2 separate regions of the Homo sapiens genome follow, and region 2 is linked to region 1. The links are chromatin loops, found by intact Hi-C in ENCODE. Cell type or tissue: IMR-90. All regions are shown on one strand. Links, peaks and the distances in the headings refer to the core of each region. The heading gives the core; the rest is flanking DNA.

The links. Peaks named below come from ENCODE experiments on the same cell type or tissue, not always from the same donor. Only the 100,000 strongest peaks of a DNase experiment are listed, where the experiment ranks them.
Region 2: it touches region 1 in a loop (2.1-fold over the local background); 1 of 110 quality-filtered maps calls a loop at or near these places.

What each region holds. Positions count from the first base shown.
Region 1 is chr18:58,577,790-58,583,169 of GRCh38, forward strand. ALPK2 (alpha kinase 2) reads right to left here. Exons shown (of 13, transcript NM_052947.4): 4 at 1,025-2,759. Among named protein-coding and RNA genes, the nearest start is that of SNORA108, 20 kb to the right of the region's middle. RefSeq lists enhancers at 1,758-2,305, 3,842-4,342. In IMR-90, for the core only: CTCF peaks have their summits at 2,996 and 3,660; DNase peaks (open chromatin) are centred at 1,212, 1,472, 1,892, 3,682 and 1 weaker place; H3K4me3 peaks cover 2,393 bases; H3K27ac peaks cover 3,975 bases.
Region 2 is chr18:58,714,831-58,720,210 of GRCh38, forward strand. MALT1 (MALT1 paracaspase) reads left to right here. Exons shown (of 17, transcript NM_006785.4): 9 at 1,105-1,137. The region is part of intron 1 of LOC105372146 (a long non-coding RNA gene); the gene reads right to left. Among named protein-coding and RNA genes, the nearest start is that of MALT1-AS1, 46 kb to the left of the region's middle. In IMR-90, for the core only: no CTCF peak of the experiment used is centred there; no DNase peak of the experiment used is centred there; H3K27ac peaks cover 144 bases.

The sequences.
Region 1 (5,380 bases), core at 327-5,326:
TCAATTTTTAATATTTTCACAGAGTTAAGTCACTTTGCATTGGGAATATTTTATCTTTGGAGTGTATCTAGTCTTCTATAAAAATAATACTAGTTTTCTAGTACAAAATTGGGAAAAAGGGGAATACAAAGTATAGTAAAAATAACAGACAAATAAGTTTTCTTAGGTATTTATTTACAAAACTCAAATCTTGCCCATATTACAGCGTAAGTCCAAAGCTCATTTGGGACCCTTTGAAACTGAAAATATCATTAAAAATATAAGTTATGTATCAAGCACAACATCTTTTGTGCATTGATTATTCCTATAAATTTAATTCCATCTCTTTACACTCCCAAATCAGTAATAAGGGAAAACAAATTTATTTCTTGGCAGCTTTTTTTCTCTTAGCCTCTTTTATACTCTGTTTTAAACAAAATAAGACAAACATCCAATCAAAAACATCCCACCAGTGAGGCAACAGTTAATCTGCCTGCTTTCCCTAGCATCACAAAAAAAGTGAAGTCTACAAGTCTTTCAGACACACTGAAGTCTTTCATTCATACCACAAATTCTGATTAAAGCCAAGACCTATCATTTTCAAAGCACTTCCCTGCAAATGACTAAAAACAATGTTTTTTTCCCCCTTCTTCCTTTAAAGGCTACACCCAAAACATTTGCTTGAGAAACTTTCTGAATAGTGGCATTGCCTGGTAAAACACATGCAGCAGACAAAATATCAGATTTCTTTTTCCAGCTGTCCAGAATCCCATTAGTGCCTCTTAACTTCTATCAGTCTTTTGCTATAATTAGGATGGCTTAGGGTTTATCTGGGCCTTTTTTTCAAAACCAGATTTCCTTCCGAGCAGCAGCAGCTGTCATGCACAAGTACCCTGATGGTGTTGGGAAACTTATTTTGATTTACATTATGGTATAGCAATTGTGAATGTGAAGTAAAGGAAGAGACACACACACACACACACACACACACACACACACACACGGTTCTTTTTATCTCGTAATTTCTTTAAAAGAAAAGTCTTACCTGAGGAGGATCACTCCAGTCTGGAACCTGGCTTGTTTCAAATAGAGTATTAACTTGCATGCCTTCTCCCTTGCAATTTGTGTTGCCTTCTTTGGAGACTGAGTCTGTTGAAGTTTGAAGGGTTTTTGCTTCTTGCTCTGCCTGGGTTGAAATAGCACATTCTCTTGCATCAGCATGGGAACTCCGACCAGTCGCTGCTGCTGTGGTGTGAGAAGTCTCTCTTTTATCACTCTGGGTTAGTGGGGGCTCAGCAGATTCTTTGGCAGAGCAGAGATGAAGGGTACCTTCTGTTGTACTTTCTCTCAGGTTGGCATTCGGCTTCTTGGGATTTCCCTTCATTCCCGGCTGCCTCACCCTGGCAGATTTCCTTGAACCCCTCTTGCTCCATAAGTCCTTTCCCCCCACTCTCTTGTCAGCTGCCGTCTCCCAACACTGGCTCATCCCTGAGTTTTCTGACTCACCAGACAAGAGCTTCATCTCTGTCTCTCTTACTGATTCATCCATGTTGAGCAGATTGTCACTGGCAAATTCCTCTCTTGCTTGGTGGCTGTCTCTGGTTTCTCCTTGAATTCCTGGATAATCATTTTCAGCAGCCTCGGGAGCAGTGGGGAGTTTATATCTCCCCTGTTCTGTCACTGAAGACGTTCCATCCTGGTGAGGTCCCAAAATGAGAGTCATCCCTGTTTGTGGGGATGAGGGACCGTGCTTGGAGACTCTGCTGCTCCTCACCCCAACTTCTTGGGGTTGTGAGTGATGACCACAGAAGCCAGCAGTGGCAACCATAGGCCCAGCGTCACCCGACACCCGAGACCCACAACCCATTCCACTGAGGAAATGCTCACACCCACCCAGGCAATGCTCACCGAATTCCATCTCTTCGTCATCGCTTTCTAATAAAAAAACATGCTCAGTCCCCAGCAGGTTCCTTTGCCAAACTGCATTAGAGTAATCCGTCATAACATCAGAACATTCCAGATACTCCAGGTCATCATCTGAAAACTCCTCGGTGTAGGTTAGGGTTATCTCTGGGCAAAGTTCATAGTCACTGTCAGAGTCTTCACTGGAAAGCTGTGGGCTGGGTTGTTTGTTGGCCACGGCACTGTCACCTGGGTAAATGTGTGCAGTTGCCTCAGATAGCGGGAGGCTGAAGCTAATGTATTTCTGTACTTTGGGATTTTGCTGACTAGAGCGTAAGCCTTCATCATGAGGACCATCATTGTTCAGGTCACCATCCGTGAACTTTGATGCCATGGAATGCACTGTCTTGTGGCAACATCTGTCTTGTTTTTCATAAATATGACTTGAATTAAGAAAAAGCAACCCATTTGCAATTTCTTCTGTGTTACTTGGATCATAAGCCTCTCCAGTGTGCCTTGTTCCTTTAACACCCAAAGGATTTTCAGAACTGGACACACTAATGTCAAGATTGCCCAATGACTGGAGGGAGAGTGAATGGTTGGATTTGGAGGGGGAGGAGTCAGCTGACCTGGGAGTGCCCGGGGAGATGCTTTCTTCTTCCTTATAAGGATGTTCCTTCTCATCAATCTGATTTGCCCTTTCTTCTTCATGTGTCCCTGTTTCATGTTTCCAACCCCTGTCCCTGTCATCTTCCAGGTTAGGAGACAATTGTGGGTTCTCTGATGAGCACTCAACCTCAACGGAAGCAGAACAACAGATCATTCCAAAAGAGTTTTTAGCCGAGATTTGATAGACAGCAGCATCATTTTTGGTACAGCTAGGATGAAGAGAATATATAGATAAGTTTGCCACATTTGGACATGCATGCCAACATTTTCACACCATGGCACACAGAGAAAATGACCATCATTTTACTGCATGTTCAAGGAGATCTGTGATCTCCCTGGAAAAGAGTTTGTGGCCAAAGGCAACTGACCTCTGGGCTCCGGTGCCCCTAGTGCTGAGAATCCTAGGCAATCAGCATCCTCCCTTGAAACTTTCCTCAACGCTGCCTCAAATGGAAAATGCTGAGGATTGCACCATGACAGTTTACAAATGCCATGGCAGGGTCAGGACATTACCTTATATGGTCTAAGAGGGGGAGAAACCCTCAGTTCCAAGAATTGCCCACCCCTTTCTTGGAAAACTCATGAATAATTCCACCCCTTATTTAGCATATCATCAAGAAACAATCATAAAAATGAGCAACCAGCAGCCCTCAAGGCTGCTCTGCCTATGGAGCAGCCATTCTTTTATTCCTTCACTTTCTTAATAAACTTGTTTTCACTTTAAAAAAAAAAAAAGAATAAAATGCTGAGAATTACTTAGATGAATGGGGAAAATGTTTTATATTCTAATTTTTTCTTCTTGCCTTTTACATCATTTTTATGTTACGGGAATTTGAAAAAGCATTTTTCTAGAGTGAGACATTGTACACAAATAAGTAAAATACAATTCTTCATGTACTGGAATGGCATAGAGAACCCTCAAATCTTTTGAAGACCTTGCTAAGAGGGTGTCATTCTTGCTAGAGGCCGTAAAGATAATACCATGATAGGACTACGTATATGAAGGACAGTGCTGTTTCCTTTTTAATTGAATGTGACTAAAAGTCTAAACCACAGCCCGTGAGCTCCACTGGCTGGAAACCCATGTCCACAGGCCATTCTGACTCACATAGATCAAGCCAGGTTTTCAGCTTTGGCCCAGCAGGGGAGGAACAGAATGCTGGATGGAACGAAGCCTGCTCTCTCAGTTCAGGATGGACGCTGCTCCTGTGGCTCCTCCCATCATTGTTCAGCATCACAAGGAGCCTGCAGCCTGACATACTTTACTGGGTCCTTTCCCACTGGAACTCTTCTCCAGACACTGCAATCCCAGTAAAAACTTGTTACCTGTGTTTTGTATGTTGCACCCTTATTAATCTCATTTGACCGCATTGTAATTGTAATATTGCTGACCTCACTATAAGTATCAGCCAGCCCAGAAGTCAACAATCATTTTTAGAAGGCAGGAGCTGTGGGTCTGGCTTGGTCTGAGAGGCAATGCTTAGGTCTTTATTCACTGTTCTTTGTGTGAAATACACACAAATATCTAACCCAGGAAGGGTCAGTGTGAGACACAGATATAATATGGTCATCCTTTCTCTTCCCCACTGAAGGGACCCCTTGCCTCCACAATCCTATATGTCCTCATAAACCCTCAAGTGTTGAGTCCCAGCTCACATATGTCTCATTTTCAGAAGGCAAAGACATCTAATCCCAATTTCAATAATGTCTTGTTGAGTTGGCAATCTGGCTCTTGGGTAGAAGCCATTCAGGAGCGGCTGAGATTGGCCAAGCTTGACCCATGGCTGATACTGGGCTTTGCCTTGGCCAAGAGCACACATAGAATAAAATTTAAGGCAACTTTCTGGAGAAAACAATACCTGCGCTCCTGTCTATTTCACTAAGTTATTCTGACTTTGCAAAGAAGAAATGTTATACCAGACGAATTCTTCAAGAAGGGGGCAGTACCGAGACAAAGATATCTCTGGTGCTGAAGAATCATGCAGAAGAATCATCAGAGAACTCTGTTTAAAATTCTTGAATCAGAATCCCTAGGTCAAGGGCCTGAGAATCTGCTTTTAAAGATCTCAAAGCCATTCTGATGCAAATTGTCCTTGGCCTACCCTTGGAGACAGCCTCATCCTCATCACTGTCAATCAGGCTTAGGGCTCCGCCATTCAAGCGGACTCTTCTCAGATGAAGAAAAATGTCTATTGCTGCAGTTTCATGTCATCCAGATTGTTGGCGAAAAAAAAAAAAAACTGTGAAATATTTAAAGAGATTTACTTTGAGCCAAATATGAGTGACCATGGCTGGGGCACATCCTCAAGGGGTCCTGAGAACAAGTGCCCGAGGTAGTCAGTTTTACAGTTTGGTTTTATACATTTTAGGGAGACAGAAGTTACAGGCAAAGCATAAATCAATACGTATAAGGTGTACGTTGATTCAGCCCAGAAAGATGGGACATTTTGAAGTGGGGGGTGGGGGCAAGATTATAGGTCATAGGTAGATTCCAAGATTTTCTGATTGGTAATTGGTCAGAAGAGTTAAGCTTTCCCTAAAGAGTTGAAGCCAGCAGAAAGAAATTGTTGAGTTAAGATAAGTGGGTTGTGGAAGCCAAGGTTCTTGTATGTAGAGGCAGCCCCTAAGTAGCAGGCTTCAGAGGGAATAAATGGTAAATGTCCTCTCTGGACCTTAGAAGGTGTCAGATTCTCTCCTGAATCGGGAAAAGACCTGGAAAGGGAAGGAGAATCACTACAGAATGCAGATTTCCTCCCACAAGAGTATGGCTTTGCAGGGCCATTTAAAAATATATCAAAGAAATATATTTTTAGAGTCAAATACTCTGATT
Region 2 (5,380 bases), core at 122-5,121, 140 kb after region 1:
TAGTTTAAGAAGGTGGTTATGTCATTTAATATTTGTAGAAAACCCTATTACTTCTCCACTTATTTCTCATTATTTTAGCATCATTACTAGTTTGCTTAGTGTCATACTCATATTGCATTAGCAAACATCTATTATTGTGAATGCCATTGGGCTGTGCTGACTGTATATAAGCAAACTAGACACAGCAGAAAGTCCCCATTACCTGTGCGTCATTCTCCTTGCTGTAGTGTCCTCAAATTCACATAAAGCCTCAATGAGACCTGCCTCAAGTAGGTCTTGAACTGTCAAAAACCATCCTAGTAATTGTTTCTCTTACTGGGGGAGAATAGGGGGTCTGGATAGAATCCCCTTTCCTAAATTAGTCTGTTAATTCTTGCTTTTCTTTAATGAACATTATGAAAAGTTATTTCAGAAAAACTTTTGTAAATAGCCACCACTAAGATTCTAAAATTTTCCTGGCCCTTTGAGTTTTTCCTCATTTCCCACAATTCAGGGAGTACCAAAAATTTAGGTTTAAAAGAAGAATGTTGTATAGGGAAAGCTTTTAATAGGCTTCAGTGGCATGTATTTGACCAGTAGTACAAAGTTATCTCCCGACAGTAGTGGACACACAACTGATGAACTACATCTTTCCCTACATGGTGCTTCAGGTGCGGGGCGGGATTTTATTTTATGTATACTAGAGGGTGAAAGCATAGAATCCAGAAGGAGACTCCCTAAGTTAGTATCCAGATTTGCTACTTACTAGCTTCATAACTTTGGGCAAGTGACTTTAATCTCTCTCTGCCTTAATTTCCTTATCTATATAATGGGGTTAATAATAGTAGGCACCTCATAGGGTAGAGTGAGGTTTCATTAGATCTGTTATATATAAAGCATATAGAACGGTGCCAGCTGAGGCATCAGGAAATGGTAACTACTGCTACTTCCTATTGTGAACACCACCATCGTTTTTTTCCATTCAAGAGTGTTTTTATTAAAAATCTGAAGAGTAGAAACTATATTCTGTAAGTGATGCTGCTGATGTTATATACTTTTCATGTATCTTTAACTCTGGAAATATACCATGGATCTTACATGTTTTGCTTTTTTATCTTTGTATAGATAATAAAGAGCAAACAACTGACCAGCCTTTGGGTGAGTAGAACTTTAAAATGCATTATCAAAGTATAATTATTGTGTATAACTCCAGAAGGAATTTAAGACATTTTAATTTGGTTTTTTAAAGAAATGTGAATAACATTGGGACCAAATGTTTTATTTTTTTGTATCTGTAAAAGAAGGTTTAGAAGAGGAGGCTTAAAAATGATTACAAATTCAGTTTCTAGGGTCAAGTCAACTTCTGTGGAGTGATTTGTGTGTTTCTCACGATATGCAAACAGACATGCGTACAAAAAGAAACATGTACATGCTGCATAGTTAGCATAGAGGAGGAAGTGGTTAGTGCTGTCTCTTGGTGAGGGATAGAAATCACAAAGGCTGCAGTAGCTTTAGCGTTTGCTCCCCTGTCTTCTCCAATGGAAAGAGAAAAGAATTTAGGATAAAATGTAAACGAACAGTTGCATTTGAAGAATGCCTGGGACAAGAAAATGTAAGGGAGAAAACTTTAGCAGATAAAAGTTTAGCAGATTAACATTTAAAGATGGTAAAAATAGCTAACAGCTTGATGCTGGCAGAAGCCAGATAAAATATGTCTAAAATTTGTCCATTGGATTCAGCTACTGAAGATGTGATTGGTGGCTTTGAGTGGAATGTTGAAAGTGCCTAATATGTGTCAGTTACTGAGTTATGCTGGGAATTTAAACATGGATACAATGTATAAAATAGTGGAAAAAGAAAGATTCAGAAGTGAACAAATGAAGACAGTACATATTAATTTGTTGGAAAGAAAGAGTGGTTTGAAATTAACTAGATAGGGCATATATTCAAAGTGTTTTGGTAGGAGGGGAAAATGTGAGGATATTTACATTTGGAAAGGAAGTATCTGTTGAGACTGTGTAGATTAGAGTGATCCATCAAAGAGAGGACAATTTATAGAGCAAGTTCCTAGAAGAGATGATAGGGATTTGGGCCAAGGTGAAAACAAGAGAAATTGGCTTTAATCAGAATGTTGAAACCTCTTTTGAGATTAAAAAGAAGGAGAGATTGGTGAACAGATAGATTTATTGGGAAGCTGAGGACATTTTTAGTTTATGTTTTTTGTTTCTAAGTAATTAGGCGTAGTAATATGCTTAAAAGATTGAGGAAAAGGCTGGGCATGGTGGCTCACACCTGTAGTCCCAGCACTTTGTGAGGCCGAGGCAGGCAGGATCACCTGGGGTCAGAAGATTGAGATCAGCCTAACCAACATGGAGAAACCCCGTCTCTACTAAAAATACAAAAATTAGCTGGGCATTGTGGTGCATGCCTGTAATCCCAGCTACGTAGGAGGCTGAGGCAGAAGAATCTCTTGAACCCGAGAGGTGGAGGTTGTGGTGAGCTGAGATCGTGCCATTGCACTTCAGCTGGGCAACGAGAGTGAAACTCTGTCTCAAAAAAAAAAAAAAAGATTGAGGGAAAAAGAGTAAAGTAAGGCTGAATATAGATCTTATTCTATGGCAGAGGCTTAGAGGCTAAAGAAAATGGAAGCAAGGTCTTACAAGTCTGATCTACAAGTGAATGTGTATTGAGAGTCCAACTAAGACTTTTAAAGAGTAAGAATTTATAATGGTTCAGATCAGTTGTGTGCTTTTTCTGTAGCAGATCTCAGCTTTAAAATAGAGAAGATAGGCTGGGTGTGGTGGTACACGCCTGTAATCCCAGCTACTCGGGAAGCTGAGGCACGAGAATCACTTGAACCCAGGAGGCGGAGGTTGCAGTGAGTGGAGATTGTGCCACTGCACTCCAGCCTGGGCGACAGAGTAAGACTCTTGTCTCAAAAAAAAAAAAAAAAAAAAAGAAACCTGCTATGTTTCATTCATAGTGGTAAGTTTTCATGTATTCCAGCTCCATGATCTTTTCTTTAGATCCTCCAGACAGACCTCACTGATTAAGAAATACCTATTAAAATAGTGTTCTGAACAAAGGCATAGCCATCATATTCTGTAGAGAGGAGCATACATATGTCTTAGGTACACAAAATGACAAGATCCAAATGTAACTGGGTTAGTTGCTGAAGATGGTTTAATCACAAATATGCATTTAATAGTAATGCTAATAAACTAAGTGTTTTCACCTAGTGAAATGTTTAATTTAACCCTGAGATGTAGGTATTTTTCCTCATTTTTAGTAGATGAAAATTTAAAACTGTAAGTGTTTAATAAAACTTGCTCAGGATTATACAATGTAGTAGTTGAGACAGGATTGAAACCCATCTATCTCTCATTCCATAGCCTCCGTTAGCTCCATTATGCCAGGTATTCTTTCTCAAACATGTCCCAATTGAAAGAATAACAAGATAAATGGAATATCAGGTCAACTTCTATCATTGAAGTTCACTAAACATTTATCTAATGTTTCATCTGTGCTTTATGACAGGCATCCCCCACCCCCAGGCTGTGGACCAGAACTGGTCTGTGGCCTGTTAGGAACTGAGACACACAGCAGGAGGCGAGTGAGCGAGCATTACCACCTGAGCTCTGCCTCCTGTCAGATCAGCAGCGGCATTTGATTCTCATAGGAGTGTGAACCCTATTGTGCACTCCTTAGGAGAATCTAACTAATGCCTGATGATCTGAGATGGAACAATTTCATCTCAAAACCACCCCTCCCCTGACACCGTCCATGGAAAAATTGTCTTCCACAAAACTGGTCCCTGGTGCCAGAAAGGTTGGGGACCGCTGCTTAATGAAACAAGAGAACAAGCCTTGGTTTGTGAATTCAAGGCTTTGGATACTAATAGGAGGCAGACATTAAATGAATAATATAGTACATGCTACATGCCTAGTAGAAATATGTAAAGAATCTAGAAATTGTTCATAGAAGATGGTGATCAGATTAGTCGAGGAGAGTTAGAGAGGGCTTTACCTAAGAGGCAAAGCCAAGGTGAGGATTTTCAAGGACGAATTGGGAGCTCTCAAGGGGATAAAATGAAAATATATGGGATGAGAGTTCATTCAGAAATGAAGGAGAGGGAAAAAAGGGTGAAGACATGGTAAGAATGGAGGCATGAAATAGATGGTGTGGGTGAGGAACAAAGTTCAGTATTGCTAGAAGGTAGAAAACTAGGGAAGGAGTGGCTGGAGGCTATACTGGTAATGTAGTTATTTATTGCTGAATAACACTGCAAAATTTACTAGCTTAAGAACAGCATCAGTTTTATTATCTCTCATTGTTCTGTGGGTTGGACTGGGTTTAGCAGGTGGTTCTGCTGGTCTTTCTTGGGGTCTCTCATGCAACTGCAGTCAGATGAGGCTGGGACTGCCACATTCAAGATGGCTTTGCTTACATACCTGGCACCTTAGTGGGGGTTGGTGAAAGACTGTGAAGACTGAAAAAATCTCCCTCCCTCTCTCTCTCTCTTTCTCTTCCTCTTACTCTGTCTCTCTGTCTCTCCCTCTCCTTGTCTGTCTCTCTCTGTCCTCCCCTCCTCTTCCCGCCCCCAACTTCTTTCTCTTCGTTTCCCTCTCCCTCTTTCCTTTGGTTCCTTCTCCCTCCCTGAGTGGTCTCTCCATGTAGCTGTTTTCTTTATGTCGGGCTGGATCTCCAAAGTGGAAACTGTCAGAGCTTTTAAGGGCTTAGACCCTGAACTGGCAGAGGGGTCACACATATTATGTTGCTCAAAGAAAGTCGTGATACAGCCCAGATTCACAGGTGGGGGTGACTGTACTACACAAGGGCAAGGATACTGTGGTTTGCTGGGGGCTACCTGCTACCACATCTGGAAAGATAGGCATGGACTAGAATGCAAATGGCCTTGAATGCCAAACTACATCACCAGTCTAACCCCCAGCCACTCCTTCCCTAGTCCTCTACCTTCCAGCAATACTGAGCTGCCTGTTCCTCACCCACACCATCAAACTGGGACTTTATTTTGTAGGACATGGAGAGTCATTAAAAGATTTAATACATGTGATTTTTAAATAAATACTTAATAGCATTTACTATATGCCAGCTCCTTTTCTAGGTGCTTCTGAATATTAACTCTATTTAGAAAAGTAACATAATAATCAGAATTATTAGACATGGGATTAATGATATAACACCAGTTTTTGAAGAATATATTACATTAAACTTTGGAAGACGTTTAGGATCATGAGTTAAAATGTCTTTCTGAAGTGGCTTCATTATTCTTTTGCTGAATCCACTGGCATTTTTGTTTCACTTTTCCAATAAATTGTTTGTGTTCAAGAAGTTGTGGGTAGCTCTTACAGTAAATATTTTTCTACAGAAAAACTCTTTC